3 separate regions of the Homo sapiens genome follow, and all the other regions are linked to region 1. Evidence: chromatin loops called from intact Hi-C (ENCODE). Cell type or tissue: dorsolateral prefrontal cortex. All regions are shown on one strand.

Region 1 (8,000 bases):
TCACTTGGATGACTGAAGCTTGGTAAATAGTGGCTGATGACATGTTTGCTACATTTGTCCTTAGTTTAACATACATATTTCTTATATCTGATAAGTGCAAAGGCAGTGCGTATTGACAGATTATGTTGGAAAGATAAAAAATTTCAATTGAAGTGAAAATATTGAATGTTGCACATGAATCTGAAACCAATGGCTCAGTTACAGAAATGTATCTGAAGAACAATGAGCAAGATTTACCACATGTGAAAAGTGCTGAGTGAATGTAACCAACAACAATAAAAATGAAGAAAAGCGGCCAGGCACGGTGGCTCACGCCTGTAATCCCAGCACTTTGGGAGGCCGAGGCGGGCAGATCACCCGAGGTCGGGAGTTCGAGACCAGCCTGACCAACACGGAGAAGCCCCCGTCTCTACTAAAAATACAAAATTAGCTGGGCATGGTGGCGCATGCCTGTAATTCCAGCTATTCAGGAGGCTGAGGCAGGAGAATCGCTTGGAGGCAGGAGAATCGCTTGAATCCAGGAGGTGGAGGTTGCGGAGAGCCGAGATTGCGCTAGTGCACTCCAGCCTGGGCAACAAGAGCAAAACTCCGTCTCAAAAAAAAACAAAACAAAACACACACACACACACACACACACACACATAAGTATTTTAAAACCTACTAATTATTGCTATTTTTTTTTTAAAGAAACATTGTCTTGCTCTGTCGCCCAGGCTAGAGTGCAGTGGCACGATCTCAGCTCACTGCAACTTCCGCCTCTCGGGTTCAAGCGATTTTCCTGCCTCAGCCCCTCTAGTAGCTGGGATTACAGGTGCCCGCCACCACGCCCGGCTAATTTTTGTATATTTAGTAGAGACGGGGTTTCACCATGTTGACCAGCCTGGTCTTGAACTTCTGATCTCAGGTGATCCACCCTCCTCGGCCTTCCAAAGTGCTGGGATTACAGGCGTGAGCCACCTTGCCCGGCCCTGCACGTTAATTTTTAAGGCAGGACCCACTGGCTCCTGATAAAAACAACTATTTGTACCCCTTCTGATTTTTATTTATAAAGGAAAGGAAATTTTTCTTTAAAAAGAATGAACCACGGCTGGGCGCGGTGGCTCACGCCTGTAATCCCAGCACTTTGGGAGGCCGAGGTTGCAGTGAGCCGAGATCGTGCCATTGCGCTCCAGCCTGGGCAACAAGACAGACACTTCGTCTCAAAAAAAAAAAAAAATTAACGTGCCAGGGGCTGTGTGAGGGAAATAAATATTACAATGTCAAACATTACGCTAGGGTCTATGGTAATTTCATCAAAAACAAAAGAAGTTGACATTTACTGAATGTTCCCCATGTGCCAGGCACAGTGTTATGCTCTTGCTTTGAGGCTTTGTGAACACCATGAACTCCAGCAAATTTTCTTAGCTTTCGTATGCCTCGGTGTCTCAGTTACCGCACTTGGAAATACTGCGGGTAAGCGCTCAGCGACTGTTTGCTACAGTTATTGTTATCCTCACACCAGGAGGGTGGCGTCACCGCTTCACCAATAACCTAGATTGGCAGCGAATGTGCACCAAGCTGAGCTTTCCCAGCCCTCGGAGTCGCCCGTTTCCTTGGCAGCCACGTCCGGGTTTCCCCAAGCCACCATTTATCTGTTTGTTTTTTGGCGGGGGTGGGAGTTGGCAGTGACGCGAGGAAGTTGGGGCCCAATGAACGCCGGTTTTTCGCTCAATGGCTCTGACTCGCTCTCCAACCTGAAACCACGGTTCAAACCCGAGGAGAAAAGGCGCGAAAGGAAACCCAGTGGGCCCTCCCCGCGCCGCGCAGGGAGGAACCGAGGCGGGAGAGCCACCCCGGAAGAGGGGCGGTCCGGGCACTGACCTTTACTCTCCCGCCGGAGTCAGGCCCAAATTCGGCCATTCTCTTGAACATATTGTCCCACGGAAGAAGCCGCCGCCGCCAGGGAAAGAGACCGGGGCTGGCGGGGTCGCCGCTCCCCTCAGAGACCGCGCTCCTGTCGCGCGGGCCCAGGCGGAGGGTTTCTAGCCGAAGGAGGGCGAGTTACTTGGGCTCACGGCGGTGAGTAACCGTCAACTCCTCAGGCCGACTGTGCTCCTGAAGGCCATTCAGGCCCGCGCAGGTGGAGAACGCCGCGAAAAGAGGGGCGACGGCCGCACCGCGCGCAGGCGCAACGGGCTCGCGTATGCGCACGCAGTGTACACTGCGCACGCGCCTGGCGGCTGCAGTCACATCACAGGACCAGTGCAGGAGTTCCAAACCAAAAAAAAAATGAAAGGCAGGAAATAATAAATGACTTCAAAAAGTTGTCCAGATGTTAAGGAGATGAGTTTCCACACTGAAAGATCCTACTAAGCACCCAGCACAAATATTAAAGCATCCACGTCAAGGCATATCATTGTGAATTTTCTGAACATCGAGGAAAAAGAGATCCCACACCCTTCCAGGTTATACAGACTATAGAATCAGAGTGGCTTCAGATTGCTCAGTTAGAATCTAGGAAGCCATACGGCACTGTCTTCAAAACTCTGAGGGAAAATTACTTCCGATTTAGTCTTCAATACTCATCCAACTACCAATCTAGTGTGTGAATAGAATAGAGTTTCAGATGTGCTAAATCACTACACACAAAAAATAGTACCTATCTTACCTTTCTCAGTACCTCCAGGAAGATCCTGTAGATCTGATCCACCAAAATGAGGGAATAAGCCAAGAAGGAGGAAATTATGAAATGCAGGAAATACAATAAATAACAAACACAGAAAATAGTAAGATCCCAAGATGATACTGAAAGAGCTCCGGGAACAATAGCTGTGTATAGGCATAGACGGCAACGCATCTAGATTAGATTCGGTCAGAAATCTTTGGGAGACACTGCTTCAGAAGGATGGGATTGACAAAATTCCAGCTGGCGTTGAATCAAGAGGAGATTTGACCGAGAGTTTGGAGTTTAACTCATGACAGGTACACAGAAAACTAAGCGGCTGTAAGAATTATGCAGCTATTAATTCTAGGGAAAACAAAATCTTGTGCAAGAAAGGAAAGTAATTGTATTTATTGTTACATAAATACTGAGTATTGGCCGGGCGCGGTGGCTCACGCCTGTAATCCCAGCACTTTGGGAGGCCAAGGTGGGCGGATCACGAGGTCAGGAGATCGAGACCATCCTGGCTAACACGGTGAAAACCCGTCTCTACTAAAAATACAAAAAAATTAGCCGAGCGTGGTGGTGGGCGCCTGTAGTCCCAGCTGCTTGGGAGGCTGAGGCAGAAGAATGGCGTGAACCCGGGAGGCGGAGCTTGCCTTGAGCCGAGATCGCACCACTGCACTCCAGCCTGGGTGACAGAGCAAGACTCCGTCTCAAAAAAAAAAAAAAAACAAAACAAAAAAAAACTGAGTATTGATCCCCCCTCCCCCTCAAAAAAAGAATTACATTTAGAAGGATGGGCTTTGGAGAAGGGTACTATGCTTGATGGGGATGGAGGAGGAGGAAATAGAGCTTAATCTTTAACTTCCATAGTAGGAAGTCAGTATCTTAAAATGGAAAAATCAAGAAGAAGCAATATAGGTGTAATATTGAAAAGCATGGAGATAAATATTTTAAAAAATAAGCTAAAAGAGTAGAAAATACTGCTGATTGTAATTTTTAGTAATTCCACTTAACAACTGTAAAGAAAATACTTTTTAAAAGACTTCACTAAATAGAAGTGCAAGGGATGTGCTCAGGGCTTAGTTATATTAGTGCCACATGAAGAGCTCAATTGTCATATGGATGTCACTGCATTTCAACCAAGATAGGAACTGAGTTTCTTTGAAAATGATCAAACATTGATATTGATTTTTATTCTGTTGCCAGAATAAGAGTAGAAATTTGGTTTGGGGGCGTAATTATATTTAAAACAATTGGTATGACTAAGAAATATTTATCAAAAACTAAAGCAAAATCTCCAACAAACATTGCTTTCCCTCTTCAGTCTACTTTGTCTAATCTCTGGCAGTTTCCTCAATCAGCCTGTGTTGTTGGGTTATCCTGGCACTTCTTGGACATGTCCTATCTCTGTTTCTCAGCTGTCACTCTTCAACTCTCTCTCCGCTACCTTGACTCATCCTTTGTACACCTCAGGGTATCTCGATATGCATAAACTCATTCGTTTTTAGTTTAATCACGTCAGAATGGTCCAAGAATTTTGAAGCCAAAGGTTGCACCTATGTAGTGGCCCTCTGCTGCCCTCACATGGCTAGTCTATGTGCTGCATTTACATAGCCAAGAAGTGGCTTGGAACCCCGCAAGCGGTTGTACTGGAATCATGTGGCCTTGAAGAGTTAATTAAAAAAAAAAAAAAAAAAAAAAAAAGGCTGGGCGCGGTGGCTCGCGCCTGTAATCCCAGCACTTTGGGAGGCCAAGGCGGGCGGATTACGAGGTCAGGAGATCGATCTCCTGACATGGTGAAACCCCCTCTCTACTAAAAATACAAAAATGAGCTAGGCGTGGTGGCGAGTACCTGTAGTCCCAACTACTCGGGAGGCTGAGGCAGGAGAATCGCTTGAACCCAGGAGGCGGACGTTGCAGTGAGCTGAGATCGCGCCACTGCAGTCCAGCCTGGGTGACAGAGCGAGACTCCGTCTCAAAAACAAAAAGCTTAGAATGTTCAGTTTGGAGGGAACATACTAAATAATCAGCAAGAGATTTATTCGATCAACTGATATTGATTGAGCATGTACCATGTTCCAGTCACTCTTCTAGGTGTTTAGAATACAGAAGTGGAATGAGTGAAAAATTTCTATTCTTCCTATCAGGACAGTGGTTCAGCATATTATAAAATCAGAGATGTATCATGGTAAGGAGGGTGTCCAGGTGTTGGGGAAGGAAGCAACCCACTGAGGGATGTCAGAGCCTGAGTGGAGAGCACTTGGGCAGAGTTGGGGAATTGGTTACATACAGGCAAACCCATCAAATACGTAAATGTACTAAGGATACATTTTAAGGATAATGAGTATAATGGATGCTAAGTTACTTACTGTCAGAGAAGAGAGTTAAAACATGCGAAAGAAGAAAACTAGAGTGAATCCTGTGGTGTGAGATTAGAATTGGAGATATTGGTGTGGATTCATGATTTTCAATATAAATAGATAGATATAGAGATAAATATAGTGTAAATACATATATCTTCCAGCTCTGTTCACTGATAGGGCCTGGAAACAGTGATACCCTAGTGCCCAGATCCTGTTTTTTTAATACTATTATGCACTTTGAGGAATCAGGGCTCCTTGGAGAAATGCCTTTTCCATTTTTGGAAGCAAGGAAGGAACAAGGTGAGCCTTAGAATATCTTGTGCCAGAAAACAAGAAAGTGCTTGAAGAATGATGGAAATATGTCGAAATGGCACAGAAGACAACTTGCAGGGGCTCACTGGCCAAATCGAGGACAGTGTGAACATCAAAATAAATAATAGTAATGGACTATAACTCCTTATGATTTGAATAAAATAGAAGCCATGGGTCCATACTGATATAATAAATAAATGCATGACCAGGCACGGTGGTTCACACCTGTAATCCAGCACCTGGGAGGCCAAGGCAGGCAGATTGCTTGAGCTCAGGAGTTCCAGACAAGCCTGGGCAACATGGCAAAACCCCATCTCTACTAAAAATACAAAAATTAGCCAGGCATGGTAACGCGTGCGAGTAGTCCCAGCTACTCAGGAGGCTGACGCGGGAGGATTGCATAAGCCTGGGAGGCAGAGGTTGCAGTGAGCTGAGATCGCGCCACTGCACTCCAGCCTAGGCGACAGAGTGAAATCCTGCCTCTAAATAAATAAACAAACAAACTGAAAATTTGATGAGCAGTAGTCTCAAGGCACCTCCTCCCCAAATACTTTACAGTGAAGATGGCTTGCAGGCCTCACCTTAATCAAGTGATCCAAGTGAACATCATCAATAATGGGGCAAATCAAAACTGCAAAAACTGAATGCCACCTGAAAGGATGCAGTGAGAACATCACTTCTGTGGTATTCCTACCAAAGATGCATAACTTAATGGAATCGAGAGAACACCAGAAAAACCTTAGGTACATTCTATAACATAACTAGTCTGTGGTCTTCAAAAGTGGCAAGGTCATAAAAAGTCCAGAAAGAAACAACTGAGGAAATAATCCAGATTCAAAGAGACTTAAAAAACATGACAACCAAATACAATATGATTCTGAATTAGATGCTTTTGTTATGAAGGTCTTATTGGGACAATCGATGAAATTGAGTGGAATCTGATGACTAGGTGGTAGTAATGTATCAGTGTTAATTTCCTAATTTGGATAATTGTTTTGAGGTTTTATGCAGGAGAATGTCTTTATAGGAATTACACACTGATGTAATCAGGGCCATTGGGTATCATGTTGGCTATTTACTCTCAAAACAGTTCTGAAAAATAAAAGATCTTTGTACAGTACTTTTATATTTTTTAAAAGATTGAGTTTATTTCAATGTTTTTTTAAAAAGTGGAAAAACCTCTGTCATTTTGGAAGTTATATTTTGGTGAGAAGAGACAAATAAGTAAAATATGTAGTATATAAAATTATTATAGACTTGAGCCCTGAGGCACTCTCACATTTAGAAATTAAATAGCAGAGAAAGAGTGAGCAAGAAGGACTGAGAAAGAACAGTCAGTGAGGTAGGATGTAAATAAGGAAAAGCCAAGGGATTAAAAAACTGCTAAAAGTATGAAGCGGTTCACTTTGTCAAATGCTGCTGAGATGAACAAGATGATCACTGGAATTAGCACTGAGGAATCATGGGAGAAATCCTGGAGGAGCAGTTTCAGCTGGGTGAGGATAGAAGCCAGATTAGAGAGGGTTGAAAAGACACTGGGAGGTGAGGTCATGGAGTTGGTAAGTACAGACATACTTCCCCAGAAGTCTTGCTGTAAAGGGAGCAGAGAATGGAGTTGCAGTTGGAGGATTATGTAGGGTCAGTGGAGTATTTGTTGTAAGATGGAAGGTTACTAGGGCAGACTGTAGAATGATGGAGGTGATCCAGCTAAAAGGGACAAACTAGGGATGCAGGAAACAGCCTGACTTGGAGTAGTGAGAGGGATGGGAGGGAAACTGCATGTGGAGTCAGTGCTGTTGGCAGGAGCAGAGGCTCTTCATCCTGATAATAGGAGGGAAGGAAGGAAGGATGGGCCTGTGGGAAGGTATGACTGCTGCTTTGGGATGTAGAAGGGAAAGCTTGGTATGAAGTTGCTTTTGTTTTAGAAGTGTAATATGAGGCCAGGTTATCTGCTGAGAGCAGAGGAGGGTGGAGGATAAGGGGGCAGAGGAGGAGGCTGAATGTGTGTCTTGAGGCTTTGAAGAGAGAAGAGGAAAAGTAAAATAGTAACAGTCATTTTGGAGACTAGGGACATAAAAATGGAAGGATTGTAGAGAAGTAACTAAAATGGTCAGGCAGACTTGAGGGCTCATTTGAGATTTATGGTTATGAATTTAAAGTGAGACCTGTCAGCATGCTTGTGAATTTTTCTCCAGCAATATCTGACTATTTAAGTGAGGTAAGTGACGATATAAGAGATATTAAGAGCACCAAATCATATTTTTTCAAATATCTGTATTCTTTTCTTCAGAGACACTATAGGAGTCTAAATAAAAACAGACAAGGCATGTGTTGCAAAGCCTTTAATTAGAATGTTTGTATTTTTTACATCATGCATAACTTCACATTTGTGATTAATTAGTAATTATTTCAATACTTGTAAGCTCATCTGCCTCAGATTTAATCATAATACATGAATTAAATTAATCAAATTAAGGAACAGCAATTTAGAAAGAAACACACTTTAAGAAATCAAAATTCTCAATTCAGGCAGTCTGTTTCTATCATTTGGTATTCTACTCCTTTAAAAATTTCATATTGCCCAACAAAAAGTGGTTATTTTTACTGTTTTTGGAGATGACTGAACAGATGAAGGCATCAGATGCCTTCATCAGCTGGTATTTTGCCTAAGATCTATT
Region 2 (8,000 bases), 66 kb after region 1:
AATGTTAGTGCATAAAAACACAAATGATTTTTATGTGTTGACTTTGTATTCTGCAATTTTTTTGAAAGTGTTTATTGTAATTTTTGTGGAATCTTTAGAATTTTCTAAATATGAGATCATATTGTTAGCAAATAGAGATAATTTTACTTCTTTTCCAGTTTGGATGTCTTATACTTCTTTTTCTTGCCAAGTAGTTCTTGCCAGACTTCCCATGTTAAATATTAGTGGTGAGAGTGCAAATCCTTGCTTTATTCTTAATCTTAGAGGAAAAGCTTTCAGTCTTTCTCCATTGAATGTGATGCTAGTATGGGCTTGTCTTATATGACCTTTATTATATTGAGGTAAGTTCCTTATATACCTATTTTGTTGCGTCTATATTCATCAGCAATATCAGTCCATTATTGGTCCATAGGTTTTTCTTTTTCTTTCTTTTTTTGTGTTTGTGTGTTTTGTTTTGTTTTGTTTTTGAGAGAGTATCTCATTCCTGTTGCCCAGGCTGCAGTGCAGTGGCACAATCTCAGCTCAGCACACTGCAGCCTCGACTTCTCGGGCTCAGGTGATTCTCCCACCTCAACCTCCTGAGTAGCTCCAAATGCACATCACACCTGGCTGATTTTTTTTTGTTTTAGTAGAGACGGAGTTTCACCATGTTGCCCAGTCTGGTCTTAAACTCCTGGGCTGAAGAGACCCACCTGCTTTGGTCTCCCAAAGTGCTAGAATTACAGATGTGAGCCACCATGCCCAGTCTCTTGTGTTTTATTCTGGTTTTGTTATCAGCTTACTGCTGCCCTCAAAGACTCAGTTTGGGATTGTTCCCTCCTCTTCAATTCTTTGGAAGAGTTTGAAAAGAATTGGTATTAGTTCTTTAAATGTTTGGTGGAATTTTTTTGTGAAACCATCAGGTCCTGGGCTTTTCTTCACTGGGAAGGTTTTGATTACTGCTTCAATTTATTTACTCATATTATGTTTATTCATATTCTTTATTTCTTCATGATTCAGTCTTTGTAGGTGGTATTCCTCTAGGAATTTATCCATTTCTTTTACATGATCCAATTTGTTGGCATAGTTGTTCACAACAGTCTCATAATCCTTATTTCTGTGACAATGGTTATAATGTCCTCTCATTCATTTCTTTTTTTTTCTATTTTTTATTATACTTTAAGTTCTAGGGTACATGTGCACAACATGCAGGTTACATATGTATACATGTGCCATGTTGGTGTGCTGCACCTTTTAACTCGTCATTTACATTAGGTATATCTTCTAATGCTATCCCTCCCCCCTCCTCCCACCCCACAACAGGCCCCAGTGTGTGATGTTCCCCTTCCTGTGTCCAAGTGTTCTCATTGTTCAAGTCCCACCTACCTATGAGTGAGAACATGCGGTATTTGGTTTTTTGTCCTTGCGACAGTTTGCCGAGAATGATGATTTCCAGCTTCTCATTTGTTTCTAAAGTTTTTTATTTTACTTCTTTTTTAGAGATAGGGTTTCGCTATGTTGCCCAGGCTGGTCTTGAACTCCTAGGCTCAAGCAATCCTCCCACCTTGGCCTCCCAAAGTGCTAGGATTACTGGTATGAGCCACTGCACCTGGCTTTCTAATTTTACTTATTTCAGTCTTCTCTCTTATTTTCTCAGTTGGTCTAGCTAAGGGTTAGACAATTTCATTGATCTTTTCAACAAAAACAACTTTTGGTTTCCTTGATGTTTCTCTATGGTATTTCTATTCTCTAATTCATTTACCTATGCTCTAATCCTTCTGATAACTTAGGGTTTAGTTTGTTGTTCTTTTCTAGTTCTTTGAGATATGAGATTAGGTTGTTGATTTGAGATCTTTCTTCTTTTTTAATGTAGGTGTTTACCACTATAAACCTCTCCCTCACTTCTACTTTCACTGCATTCCATAAGTGTGATATGTTGCATTTTTGCTTTCATTAGTTTCCAGATATTATCTAAATTCACTTGTGTTTTCTTCTCTGACCCATTCATTAAGAGGGCACTGCTTAGTTCCCACAAATTCGTGGACTTTCTTGTTTTCCTTCTGCTATTGATTTCTTGTTTTATTTCATTGTGATTGGAGAAGATACTTTGTATGATTTCAATCTCCTTATATTTGTTAAGATTTGTTTTACAGCCTAACATGTGGTCTATCTTGGAGAAGCCTCCACGAGTACTTAAGAATGTGTATTCTGCTGTTGTTGAGTGGACATCAGTTACAGCCAACTGATCTATACTGTGTTCATGTCTTCTGTTTCCTTGTCGATCTTCTGTATGGTTGTTCTGGCCATAAATGAAAGAGAAGTATTATGTCTCCTGCTATTATTGTGTTGTTGTTAATTTCTTCTTTCAGTCCTGTCAATGCTTCACCTATTTGGGAGTTCTAACATTAGATGTGCATATATTTATAGTTGTCTTATGTTCCTGATGAATGGACCCCTTATCATTACATAACATCCTTTTTTGTTCTCCTGAGTTTCTACTTAAAGACTATCTAGACTACCTTGTCTAATATTACATATGGCCACCCCCGCTTTTAGCTTCCCATTTACATGGAACTGTTTTCCATCCCTTCACGTTTAGACTTTGTGTGTCCCTAAGTCTAAGGTAAGTCTTTTGTAAAAAGCATACAGTTGGATCTTGTTTTGTTTTTTTTTAAATCCACTCAGCCAATCTGTCTTTTAATTAGTGTTCATCACATCTACCTTTAAAGTAATTGCTGATAGGAAAGAACTCACTATTGCCATTTTGTTGTTTTCTGTATGTCACGTAGCTTTTTTGTCTCTACTTTCTTCCACTGCTGTCTTTTTTGTTTTGTTGTGTTTTTTGTTTTTTGTTTGTTTGTTTTTTTTTGTAGTGACATGCTTTGATTCCCTTCTCATTTCCCTTTGTGTATATTTTGTAGGTATTTTCTCTGTGGTTACCACTGCAATTACATAAAACACCTAAACATTGTAACATCCTATTTGAAACAGCTAACAACTTCATTCATGTATAAAAACTCTACTCCTTTACATCTCTGCCCCCCTCCACTTTGTAATTAACACAATTTTCTCTTTTTATAATGAGTATCCATTACTCAGATATATAATTACTTTTTACACTTCTGTTTTTTGTATTCAAAACTGGTACCTGGGCATGGTGGTGCACACCTGTAGCCCCAACTACTCAGAGGGTAAGGCAGGAGGATTACTTGAGCCCAAAAGTTCAAGACCAGCTTGGGCAACAAAGCTAGACCCCAACTTTAAAAATAAATAAATAAATTCAATGCTAGAATTAAATGTAATTTACACACCTACATTACAATATTATAGGACTGTATATATTTCTATGCATTTACCTTATCAGGAACTTCTATACTTTGAATGTATCATCCCATTCCCTTCTAGTCTGCAAGGTTTCTGCTGAGAAACATGCTAATAATTGATTAGGAGCCCTCTTGTACATGATGAGTGCTTTTCTCTTGCTGCTTTCATGACTCTGTTTTTGATAGTTTATTATAATGTGTCTTTGTGTGGTCTCTTGAGATTTATCTTTGCTGGCATTTTCTTAGTTTCTTTTATATGTCAATTTCTCTCATATCTAGGAAATTTTTTGCTGTTATTTCTTCTAATAGGTCTGTGCCTTTTTCTCTATTTTTCTTCTGAAACTCCCATAATGTTGTTCTGTTTGATGGTGTCCCATAAGCCCCTTAGGCTCCCTTTATATTTTTTCATTCTCCTGTGCCTCAGCAATTTTGAAAGTCCTGTCTTTGAGTTCACTATTTCTTCGGCCTTTCCAAGTCTGTTCAATCCCTCTAGAGATTTTTTTTTTTTTTTATCAATTCAGTTATTGTATTCTTCAGTTGCAGAATTTGTTTGGTACTTCTTTACAGTTTCTCTTTGATGATATTCTCAATCTGTTTATGCATGATTTTCTTGGTTTTGTTTAGCTATCTATGCTCTATTTTAATTAAGCATTCTTATAATGGTATTTGTTAATTCTCTGGCACCTCATTTACCTCCATTTATTTCAAGTTGGTTTCTGGAAATTTAATTGGTTTCTTAAATGTGCCATGTTTCCATTTCTTTGTTATGTCTCATTAATTTTTGTTGGGATTTTAGTATTGAAGAATCAGCCATCTCACCCAGATTTTCTGATCTTGTTTTCTATATCAAAGACTTTCTCCATTCAGCCTGGCTAGAGATTCTGGAGGCTTCTTAAGCCTTTTCTGGGAATGCATCCTCTTTAGGCTTGTGTGTGAATTCTACTTGAAGAGGTTTGCAGGGTTTCTAATCAGAAGTTCCCCTGCAATACTGTGGCGTCTTGGGTGCTATAGCAAGTCATGGTACTGGAGCTTCGCCTAGTGTCTGTCTGTGGTACTGCAGACTCCGGAGCAGTGTGTTCCCAGAGCTTACAGCTGGTGCCCCCTTGCTGTGCTCAGATTCAGGCAAAAATACAGAAAGCGGTCCCTCAGCCAGGTCCCTAAAACTTAGAATGTTGGATATATGTTCTAGTCTTTTTCCTCTGCAGATAGAAGTTTGAAGGTTTCCTCCCAATTGCTCCACGCTGTGCAGGGGTTGGGGGCTGGGAGGCTCTGGCAAGCGACAGGTAGTTGAATTTTCCTACCTGGCTTTGATGCCGTTGATTTTAGTCTCACTTGTGGTAAAGCAACCTGTAACCGGTTTCTGGATTTCTCACAGAGGGATTTGGTCTATCATTGTTAAATTCATTTATCCATGACAGAAGAAGGGTCTTGGTCTTCCTGTTCCATCGCCTTGCTGACATACTACAGTACTCTTCTAAAGACCATTTCTGGGATGGGCACAGTGGCTCACACCTGTAATCCTCACACTTTGGGAGGCCAAGGCAGGAGGATAACTTGAGTCCAGGAGTTCAAGACCAGCCTGGGCAACATAGTAAGGACCTCATCTCTACAAAAAGTTTTAAAAAATTGTCAGGCTTGGTGGTGAATGCTTTTAGTCCCAGCCACTTGGGAGGCTGAGGTGGGAGGACTGCTTGAGCCCAGGAGGTTGAGGCTGCAATGAGCCATAATCACATCACTACACTCCAGCCTGGGTGATAGGGCAAGACCCAATCTCCACAAACAAACAAAAAAACTGTTTTCACTATCTCCCTTCTTATTCCCTCCTCAGTTCACTCAAATCACCCTTTTGTCCTCACCACTCCATTCAAACCATACTGCTCAGCCACTACTGAACTTAATTGTCAAATGAAATGGTCAATTCAGTCTTCATCTTAGTCAATCCTTCAGTAGTATGCCAGACACTTAATGTTTCTCCCTCTTTTATGAAACTTTGCTTCAAGGCCCCCCCATGCAAATTTAATTTTTTTTTCTCCTCTCTCAGCTCTCTTACCTCACAGGTTGTCCCCTCAGTCTTATTGAGTCACGCTAATTTTGTCTATCTTAAATATAGAAGAACCCCGGGGTTCAGCCTGCTGACCTTTTAACTATCATTCTCTCAGTGAGCTCATCCGGTCCCACTGCTTTAAATACTATTTATATACCCATACTTCCCACACTTTTTTTTTTTTGAGATGGAGTCTCACTCTGTCTCCCAGGCTGGAGTGCAGTGGCACGATCTCGGCTCACTGCAACCTCCACCTCCTGGGTTCACGCCATTCTCCTGCCTCAGCCTCCCGAGTAGCTGGGATTACAGGTGCCTACCACCATGCCCAGCTAATTCTTTTGTATTTTTAGTAGAGACAGGGTTTCACCGTGTTAGCCAGGATGGTCTCGATCTCCTGACCTCATGATCCGCTTGCCTCGGCCTCCCAAAGTGCTGGATTACAGGCTTGGGCCACCACGCCCGGCCCTATACTTCCCACAATTCTATCTCTAGCCCTGACACTGACCTTGAATTCCCAATATGTATATTCAAATCACTACTTGGTGTGTCCACTTGGTGGTCTGTTTTCTCAAACTCAACATATCCAGCATGAAATTTTTGATACCTACCCCCTCAAAAGTTTCCACCCCATTCCCCAGTCTTCTTTCATTATTAGATGACTTATTTTTTCCTTCTTCATTTTCTTAGGTCAAAAACTTTGGAGATGTTCTTTATTTCTTTTTCTCATATTCACCTATACAGCAACAGACGAAGTTAGCTTTACCTTAAAAATAAACTCGGAATCTTTGTTTCCACTGCTATTACCCTAATCTAAGAAACTATACTTTTTTCTCTTACCCATATTAAAGCCTTTGCTTTAATTCCAATTGGTCCACCTGCTTCTGGAATTGTTCCCTAACAGCTTATTTTTCAAATAGTAACCAGTGATAAAATGTAGGATTATACCTTATCTGCTCATATGCTTCCAAATTTTGTCATACCATGAAAAAACCTGAAATCTTTACCATTCCCAATAAAGCCCTACAAAATCATGTCCCCAAATATCTTCTTGAACCCATTTCTGACCATTCTTCTCTTCCCTCACTCTACCAGCCTTTTGCTGCCTCAATTAGGGCACTTGCACTATTACTTCTGCGAGAATGTTTTCTCTGGCTGGGCATCATGGCTCACACCTGTGATCCCAGCACTTTGGAAGGCCGAGGTTGGTGGATCACCTGAGGTCAAGAGTTCGAGACAAGCCTGGCCAACATGATGAAACTCCATCTCTACTAAAAATACAAAAAAATTAGCCAGCATGGTGGTGGGCACCTGTAATCCTAGCTACTCAGGAGGCTGAGGCAGAAGAATCGCTTGAACCCGGGAGGTGGAGGCTGCAGTAAGCCGAGGTCGCGCCATTGCACTCCAGCCTGGGCAACAAGAGCGAAACTCCATCTTAAAAAAAAAAAAAAAGAATGGTTTTCTCCCTGATAGCCACATGACTATCACTCCCTCTCTATATTTTCAGCTCTGTTCAAACCACACTTCATAAGGATCTTCCTTGACAAACATATATAGTAATACCTTGCTTTATACTGGTTAATAATTTTTAACACAAACTGATATATTTGATCATTGTCTGCCTTTCCTCACTACAAATAATCTTCAAGAGATGAGGGATGTTACATTCATGGCTATATTCATTTTGGCACCTGGATGTGCAACCAGAATATTTGTTAAATGAATCCTACCTGAAGAGAGATACTAACTATATCTTATCTGATTTAGATCCCATAATGACCTCACATAAACTCTTCTTCCAAGAAATAAGACATCCTGAATACTGCAGCACCACCTCTTTTTGGCTAACCCTGAAAAGTGCATATATGTGAAAGCCCAAAAAATGAAATTCCTGAGCTACGTCTTTTCTAAGTTATCTCTATAAGATTCAACAAGATCTCAGACATAGCAGATTGGGAGCCCTACAGATCGAGCAAAATTGCTGGGTACAGTGGCACGCACCTGTGGTCCCAGCTACTCAGGAGTCTGAGGCAGGAGGATCACTTGATCCTAGGAGTTCAAGTCTAGCCTGGGCAACATAGTAAGACCTGTCTCTAAAAAGATTAAAATATCCACTGCTTCATGCAAATATTAGCTAATCTTCAGGTGGAGTTTTTAGTTTGACCCTAGCACAGTGCCTGACATCTAATGGGCAACTCGGTAATTCTGAATGAATGAATACACAGAACCCAATAGTACTTAAGGTTTCTCAAATGTTGGAAGACACTATTCATCACCAAAATCCTGGCTTCCCCAACCCATCTTGGCAAGCTGTCATGTAATGGTAGTTGCTTTCAACAATGCTAAGGTTTAATCTGTCCTGGAATGACTCTGGTTCTCGTAATCTCTACCTTGGCCAATTTCTCCAGGAAGCAGGCTCCAATTGAGGTCATCATTCTGAGATCTGAGAGCTGTTAGGACTCTGAAAAGTATTTGAAAAAAATGAGATACCACACCACCATAAGGGCAGAAATGGTTTGGCACAGGTAGATTACCACCAGGTGCAAACGTGTCAGGAAGATATACAGGCTCACCAGAGTGGCCCCAAGTTGCGTGAAATTCTACAGCAGTCTGCTTCATAAGGGAGGATGACTGTTAAGTCCCCATTCGGGTACATT
Region 3 (8,000 bases), 1.4 Mb before region 1:
TGGTGGTGTTTACCTGTACTCCCAGCTACTTAGGAGGCTGAGGCAGGAGGATATCCTGAACCTGGGAGCTCAAGGTTGCAGTGAGCTGTGTCACACCACTGTACTCCAGCCTGGGCAAAACAGCGAGACTTTGTCTCGAAAGATAGATAGATAGATAGATAGATAGATAGATAGATAGATAGATAGATATTCATTAAATAGACCCATAATCGAAAATGGATCCAACTCTCTCATTTTCTGTCAAATAAAAATGGGGCCCAGAATCTTTCTCTTAGGTCTTTGGTGAGGTTCTGTAAAAGCACAGCCTGAGACAAGGGCTCTTGTCCAAATGATGTGTTGAGAAGATGCTCTCAGGGGAAGCTTATTAGGAAAGCAGGGCAAGCAGAACAGAGAAGAGGACAAGCAAAGAGGTGGTGGTAGCAGCCATCTACCCTCAGCCTGATTGCACAGGGATCTCTGAGCATGAGTGGCCCCTCATGGACAGTTGTCTCACCTTGAGGTGAGGGGGCTGAGCCTCTGCACCCTCATGCCAGCCAACCACTGACTCCAGGCCACCCAGGGATGGTGGAGGCATAACTTCCTAGGCACCTCTGGCTCAGCAACACCCATCAGCTGAGGGGGCTGCTCCAGCGAAGTGGCAGCTGGGCACCACTAACAGGCTACCCTCCCAGCAGTGGGGCAGGAGAGGATGGGGCACCAGCTGGAGAAAGGCGACCTGGGTGGGGCACCAACAGCATTACTGTACTTGCCAAAGGTCGCAGCAGAGCTAAGTTTACACTCCAGGTTCCTTTGATTTTCCCAGGCCATTATACACGTACCACACGGCCTCCTTCAAATAAACACCATTCATTCTATTGGAACCTATGACCCAGCCCCATTGAACACAGTCTATCAACCATGACTCAGTTGCTCAGCCTGACAACATGAGGGCTTATAAACATAAAATATAGCAAACACGTAGAAGTAAATTCCAGTTTAACTCCAAATAACATCAATAAAAATAACAACTCAGTATGCCCTGTTGACCCTTCACATGCATTATCTCATTTCACCAACCCAAGGGACTTTTTATCCCCTCCTTAGAGTGGAAACTCATGCTCAGAGAGTATAAGTTATGGCCCTAATAACTTAATAGTAAGTCAGTAGGATTGTGAGGGTGACAAATAGAATGCGAACCCAAGCAGTATTGCTCCAGAGGCTGTACTCCTAATTAATAATAAATTGGCATGCTTTGGGGGTTGGGAGGAGGCGTACACACCTATAATCTGTGGGAAATCAATTTTAAAATAAACTACAAATCAGTATATTTAGCAAGTAGGTATATTATGGAGCGTCACACTGTTTTTCCTCTTAGCAAATTTTATGCTTGGCTTTCAGAATATTTTTCAGATTTTAAATCAAGCAAAGTGCAATTTCATGAGGTGGACTCAAAACACTCATGACAGATAACCATTTCACTGCCATTCTAGAAGCACATTGTCTGTCTCAGTTTTTTCCTTAATCTGATTTTTGCCATTCTGGAGGCCTGGTGGTAATCTGACATAAATGACCAAGAGGAAGGTGAACACGAATAGAGCAAAGAAGCCAAAGTGAGGGGGCTATAAGGCAATAATTCAGAATACTCAAGTCAGAAAAGGATGGAGTGGTCTCCATATTGTTCAAACATCCTGCATAATAACTCGCCCACTTCATTGTGTGTGTGATTGTCAGTGGAGGTGGCAGGAACAGCAGAGAAGCACATGGTCATGCCTGCACTAAGCTGCTGCCCGTGCTGCTGTAATAGAAGGATGCAGAGTCACAGCTGATGGGTTGGACACTAACCTGCCACCTGCCAACCACTGTGCTTATGTATGATCTCAGACAACCTTCACAACATCCTGGAGGCAGGCAGTATTTCTATGCCCATCTTGCAGTTATGCTAACAGAGAGACTTAGAGAGATAAGTAATATGCTCAATGTCACAAAGAAATAAAAATCTAGCCAAAGATACAATCTTGACAACCTGCTTACAAAATCTGCACGTAACTACCATGTCTTACCTTTTTCTAGGTGATACAGATGACAAAATTTTAATCTTCTGATATGGTTTGGCTATGTCCCCACCCAAATCTCATCTTGAACCGTAGCTCCCATAATCCCCACATGTCATGGGAGGGACCCAGTGGGAGGTAACTGAATCATGGGGGCAGGTTTTTCCCATGCTGTTCTCATGATAGTGAATAAGTCTCACGAGATCTGATGGTTTTATAAAGGGCAGGTCCCTTGCACACACTCTCTTGCCTGCTGCCATGTAAGACATGCCTTTGCTCCTCCTTCACCTTCTGCCATGATTGTGGGGCCTCCCCAGCCATGTGGAACTGTGAGTCCATTAAACCTCTTTTTCCTTATAGATTAACTCAATCTCAGGTATGTCTTTATTAGCAGTGTGAGAACGGACTAATCACCTTCTAACATTTTTATAAAATATTTTCATATTCTTATACTTGTATGGGGATGTCCAGAGCTGAGGGAGGCACTGGAAACATGCACAAGCCCTTCATGAACAGTGAGCATCAAGCTGTTCTCTTTATTTGTCAGATTTTATATAGGTAGGTTGGAATTCTGGAGGGTTATGAACAAAATTTTCATAGGGTTTTTTATTCTAAAAAAATAAAAGACCCCACAGGAATGAAGAAAAAGGAGGCAAAAGTTTTGAAACCTGCCTGAAAATTAATGGTACGTCATGAGACAAAAATGTAATCTTGTTAAGTGAAAGAAATGACAGTGGATACAACCCAGGGTGAGTAAAACAGGAGCCAACATATATTATTTAAGAATTAAAAGTAGAGGAGCTTTGCCTAAAAAGGTAAAAATTGGCCACTACTCATTGGAAAGCACAGGCCTGGCATAATTTCTCTCCAAGCAGACCCTGAAATGTTTAAGCCATTGTAGTCTAATGAGTCCTGAAAGTGTAGACCTGGCAGTGGCTCTAAGAGGAATCACAGTAATTGCTCCTTTCCTTTCCTTGCCTTCCCTTTCTCTACTTGTGGTCCCTGGCAGAGCAGCAGGAATAAGTCCCACTGAGTCCTCTAACTGCTGTATCTGCCCCCAGACCACCCCTCATACAGGCTGCTTCACCCTGAGGTTCAAGCAGAAAGGACTTCTCAGCCCTTCCACCCTGACCCCCAACAATCCTTCAACATCCATTAGCCTGCAACCCCATCCAGGACACTGCTTCCAGCTTTACAGGGTACTCTCCATTTGCACTCATACCATGGGGGACAAAATCTAACTACCCTGGGAACTCTTTTGGCAATTCAGTAGGGTGTGCATTTCTATAAAGTTCTTTTTGTCTTGACCCTAAAGAAGAGGTGGTCGTGGTACAATTTTTTGAGATTCAAATTCTCTGATTCCTCTACATGTGATTAATTAGAGTTTCACTTTGGAGGGTACTAAATGCAGTGCTTTTTAAAATGAGATTTTTTTTTATTTTTGCTAGGGGACCATGTTCCAAATCTTGATGTATAGGTTGACAGAATTAGGTGAAATGGCCTGTTCTGAAGAAGCGTTTTAATCAGGGCAGGCACAGATAATTCCCAGCATAAGCTTTGCTTCCTATTTTAAGAGCGACCAGTTCTGAATCTTAGATACTGTGTCAGGAGGTTTTTCCTTGCAGCCAGAGACTTTTGCCTTAGGAGTTTTTGGAAATGTGTCATAAAGCTATGTAGTTCAGGGTCCCACTATGTGCATTTTATGAACTGCCCAAACATTGTTTTCCTGGGAAGTGAGGCACCACTCTCCTCTCATCAAATTCACCCAGATATTAGCACATGACCTCTAGAGCAGAACAGTGAAGAATCACAAGTTACTCATGGCAGGCGACTTGAACACAATTATTTTTCAACTGATGTGGGTTTTTTCTGTAACATAAAATATACACTTCAATTTATTTATATAAATATAAAACTATCTTTTTCTGGAAATCTTATAAAAACCACTTTAAAGTGTCGTTCCCATTTAGCAATGCAGCATGATTATCTGGGTACAATCTAAACATGGAGAGAGCACTGTTCTCAGACACATCCTGATGAAGCTCACGATTGGAGGACGTGGAATTAGTTCCCTCTAGTGGAGAACTTCATGTTGACACAGTTGTTAGCCCCTTGTCTCATGGAAGGAAAAGAAAGGTGAAATCTTTTTTTTTCTTTTTTTTTCTTTTTTTTTTTGCCATAATTTTTCTTTTTTTCTTTCTTTTTTTTTTTTTTTTTTGTTGTTGTTTGTTTGTATTTTTTTTATGACAGCGTCCTCTCTGGCGGGTAAGGCATAATCTTTTTTTGGTATATACCTTAGAAAACAGGTCTCAGTGTAGTGATGAAACAGCTTTAACTTGAGAATTGACAAATTCTTGTGAACACTTTTAAATATGATATACTTTCTAACAATGCTTGGCATCCAATCATTTTCATTTCTCATTATTTTAAGTAATTTTAACAACAGTGTATCAAATGAAATTATTGTTCCCTAATAATGTCTTATAGTGTATACATTTGTTTATTTAAGGAAACCTTTTTTTCCAAATCATGGATTAAAACACAGCCCTCAAGGATTCTCCCCTTTTCCAGGCCCTCCCCATCCCACCTGCCTTACTTTTCATTTCCTGCGTTTTCCCTCTCGGCTTTGATTTCCCTCAAGGCGGTGTCTGTAGCACAATGCCTACCACCTTGTACGTGTTCCATAAATATTTGTTAAATCTCAATATGAAAAAAGGAACAAGTTCTTGGACATCAAGTTAATTTTATAGGAAGAAATATGTTTTAAAAAAATAAAAATAGATGATGCGCCGGGCATAGTGGCTCATGCCTGTAATCCTAGCACTTTGGGAGGCTGAGGTGGTCAGATCACAAAGTCAGGAGTTTGAGACCAGCTTGGCCAACATGGTGAAACCCCATCTCTACTAAAAATACAAAAATTAGCCAGGCGTGGTGACGTGCGCCTGTAATCCCAGCTACTTGGGAGGCTGAGGCAGTATAATTGCTTGAACCCAGGATGCGGAGGTCGCAATGAGCTGAGATCATGCCACTGCACTCTAGCCTGGGCAACAGAGCAAGACTCTGCCTCGGAGGAAAACAAACAAAAAAAAAATGGATGCTCACCACCACCTCGCCCTTGCCCCACAGAAGCCTGTGGTGCTGGCAGGTTGCCTGGCCTCATTAGACATCGAGAGGGAGCCCCTTGGAGCTGTGCTCCCTGCATGTCCTTGGCAATGTCACGCTGCACCTGGGGCTCTGAGGGGAGCTCCTAAAACCCTCACGGTCCCTGCTGTGAATATGATCTTCTGAATCATTTGTTTTACTCTTGTTACGTTGGCTCCTAACTTAGCATGTTGTTACCAAATCCCTATTCAGAGGAATATTTTTTCCTGACAGAATCCTTAGTCTACTTAAGGTTTCTAAGAAAAAAAAGTTGGAATTTTAAACCCACCTTAATCAAAAATAAGAGTAAAAATGATGAAGTACTAAAGGATCTATGAGAATGAATACATTCAAAGTATGGCAGAGGCCCACTTTGCCTGAAGGAATATACCTCAGATGTGGATCCTTCATCTTGTCAGTCTCCAGAGGATGGTCAGCCCTACTCAAACACCTGTCCGTTTTTCCAGGCAGCTCTTTTTTTCATTGCCCAAGGCAGCTTTTTAAAATCAGTGTTGCTGTCCTTAAATTCTCTTCTCCCATCCGATACATAGAAAAATACAGAATCTAGGAATAAACCATCCTAAATTACCTCTCTTGTTCCCTGACCCCATCAAGAACTCACACATGTGTGTGTAGGCACACGTGCACACAGTAGGATCTCCTGAGAGCTTATTCGTTTTTGTTTTCCTACTTCCTAATACCACACACATAATAGAGGTTCTCTAAAAATTGACTGAATGATACAGAGTTAGCCTTACTCATGGGAGTTAGACATATTCGTCTATTTCAGCTCTAAAACATCCAGTTGATTCTAGAAAGCCCAGAGAAAGGGAGAAATTCTCACTTGCCACCTCCTTCACGGGTGCTTAAATTATCCAACCACCCTATGTGGCCAATTGGTTTTTAAGGTCTGTGGTCGTGGCCCCTCTGCTCCTGTTTAATGAATAAACTTTGTAAACTTTAAGAGACTCTATCCTGAACCTGTTAATACAGCGTAAATATGCATCAAGACACTTAAGAAAATATCCTACAATTGAGTGGTTCCATATTAGTGAAAGAATGGTCTAGAAATCTAGAGAGAGGTCTCAGACAAGGCGATTGCAAGTTTCTCCAGGTGAGGCAATACTTCCTCATCTTTGAACATTGTGTAGAGGGGTGACTGTCCTTACCATTGCTTTCCTATTTGTACATGTTTAAACTCCAACATTTTTTTTTCATTTCTGGGGAGGGATTTTTCTTCCATCCAAATTTTTGATCCAGGTAATCATTATAATCTTGACCAATGGTTTAACTTTCCATCACAGTTTCATAGAAGAGAGTTGTTTATTTCACTTTAAAGTATATTTTCTTTCTTTTCCTTCCTCCTTCCTTCCTCTCTCTCTCCTTCCTCCTTCCTTCCTCTCTCTCCTTCCTCCTTCCTTCCTCTCTCTTGCCTTCCTCCTTCCTTCCTCTCTGTCTCCTTCCTCTCTCTCCTTCCTCTCTCTCTCCTTCCTCTATCTCTCCTTCCTCCTTCCTTCCTCTCTCCTTCCTCCTCACTTCCTCTCTCTTTCCTCTCTCTTTCCTTCCTTCTGTCTCTCTCTCTCCTTCATTCTCTGTCTCTCTCTCTCCTTCCTCCCTCCTCTCTCTTTCTCTATCTCCTTCCTCCTTCCTTCTGCTCTCTCTCATTCTCTCTCCTTCCTCTCTCTGTCTCTCTCTCTCTCTCCCCCAAGCTGGAGTGGCGTGGCATGATCCTAGCTCACTGTAACTTCAAACTCCTGGGCTCAAGTAGTCCACTCGCCCCAGCCTCCTAAGTAAATAGGACTATAAGCACATGCCACCATGTCCAGTTAATTCTTTTATTTTTTGCAGAGATGGGGGTCTCACTAGCTGATCTCCAACTCCTGGTCTCAAGTGATCCTCTTGTCTCAGCCTCCCAAAGTGCTAGAATTACACGCATGAGCCACTGTGCCTGGCCTCTGATTTCTACCTTTTTTTTTTAATTCATTTATTCTTTTGAGACGGGGTCTTGCTCTGTCACCCAGGCTGGAGCACAGTGGCATGATCTCAGCTCACTGCAACCTCCTCCTCCAGGGTCCAAGCTATTCTCCTGCCTCAGTCTCCCAAGTAGCTGGGGTTACAGGTGCCCGTCACCATGCCCGGCTAATTTTTGTATTTTTAGTAGAGACGGGGTTTCACCATGTTGGCCAGGCAGGTCTTGAACTCCTGACCTGAGGTGATCCACCTGCCTTGGCCTCCCAAAGTGTTGGGATTACAGGAGTGAGCCACCAAGCCAGGCCTTCTAATTTAAATATGTTCTTCCATATATGACCTGCAGGTGGCAGAGTGAAACAGCACTATACTGTAAAAGTAAAAATCGAGGCTTGGGTGTGACAGAAATTCTCATTAGAACTTACATCCTCTAGGGTGATACTAGTGAAATCTAGTGTGGGCAGGGTGTCTCACAAAATCTTTAACACAATGTCAATAATAGTTTGCTTGGAATTATTATTTTTTCATTGTTTTTTTGTCATCCACTAGTTGTATCCCCCCAAGAGGATAAAAATATCAAATGACATTATGAAAAATATCAAATGACATTAGAACGTCAAAATCCTCAAAATAGAAATAACAAGTAAAATAATTAAAACATGGCTTGAACATGGTTATTGGACTCCTCAGGTTTTTTTTTTCTTAAATCATTATGATTCTTCATAAGAAAGTAAACTGTGTAATTCAGTAAACTAAATTGTAAGCTGCTTGGAGGTAAGGATGTCTCTTTTTTATTGCCATGTCCATGTATTTGTATTGCCTATTAAGGTGCCTGGTGTACATTAGACCTTAATAAATGCT

The links. Hi-C counts contacts between places; a loop is a spot of excess contacts. Peaks named below come from ENCODE experiments on the same cell type or tissue, not always from the same donor. Only the 100,000 strongest peaks of a DNase experiment are listed, where the experiment ranks them.
Region 2: a loop joins it to region 1, with 3 times the contacts of the local background. A loop is called at or near these places in 26 of 110 quality-filtered maps.
Region 3: it touches region 1 in a loop (5-fold over the local background); 4 of 110 quality-filtered maps call a loop at or near these places.

The regions. Positions count from the first base shown.
Region 1 is chr12:69,353,884-69,361,883 of GRCh38, reverse strand. It overlaps LYZ (lysozyme), which reads right to left. Exons shown (of 4, transcript NM_000239.3): 4 at 7,650-8,000. It overlaps YEATS4 (YEATS domain containing 4), which reads right to left and starts at 2,141. Exons shown (of 7, transcript NM_006530.4): 1 at 1,861-2,141. The coding sequence starts at 1,911. RefSeq lists a silencer at 1,607-1,766 and enhancers at 1,192-1,793, 2,047-2,236, 1,794-2,397. In dorsolateral prefrontal cortex, CTCF peaks have their summits at 2,163, 4,000 and 4,200; DNase peaks (open chromatin) are centred at 1,673, 2,163 and 4,243; H3K4me3 peaks cover 2,722 bases; H3K27ac peaks cover 1,532 bases.
Region 2 is chr12:69,287,525-69,295,524 of GRCh38, reverse strand. No RefSeq gene overlaps it. Among named protein-coding and RNA genes, the nearest start is that of MIR1279, 18 kb to the right of the region's middle. In dorsolateral prefrontal cortex, CTCF peaks have their summits at 4,153 and 4,354; a DNase peak (open chromatin) is centred at 4,354; H3K27me3 peaks cover 395 bases.
Region 3 is chr12:70,729,676-70,737,675 of GRCh38, reverse strand. All of the region lies in intron 6 of PTPRR (protein tyrosine phosphatase receptor type R), which reads left to right. All of the region lies in intron 1 of LOC124902960 (a long non-coding RNA gene), which reads right to left. Among named protein-coding and RNA genes, the nearest start is that of PTPRB, 96 kb to the right of the region's middle. In dorsolateral prefrontal cortex, CTCF peaks have their summits at 3,905, 4,106 (motif pointing left), 7,320 and 7,523 (motif pointing right); no DNase peak of the experiment used is centred here.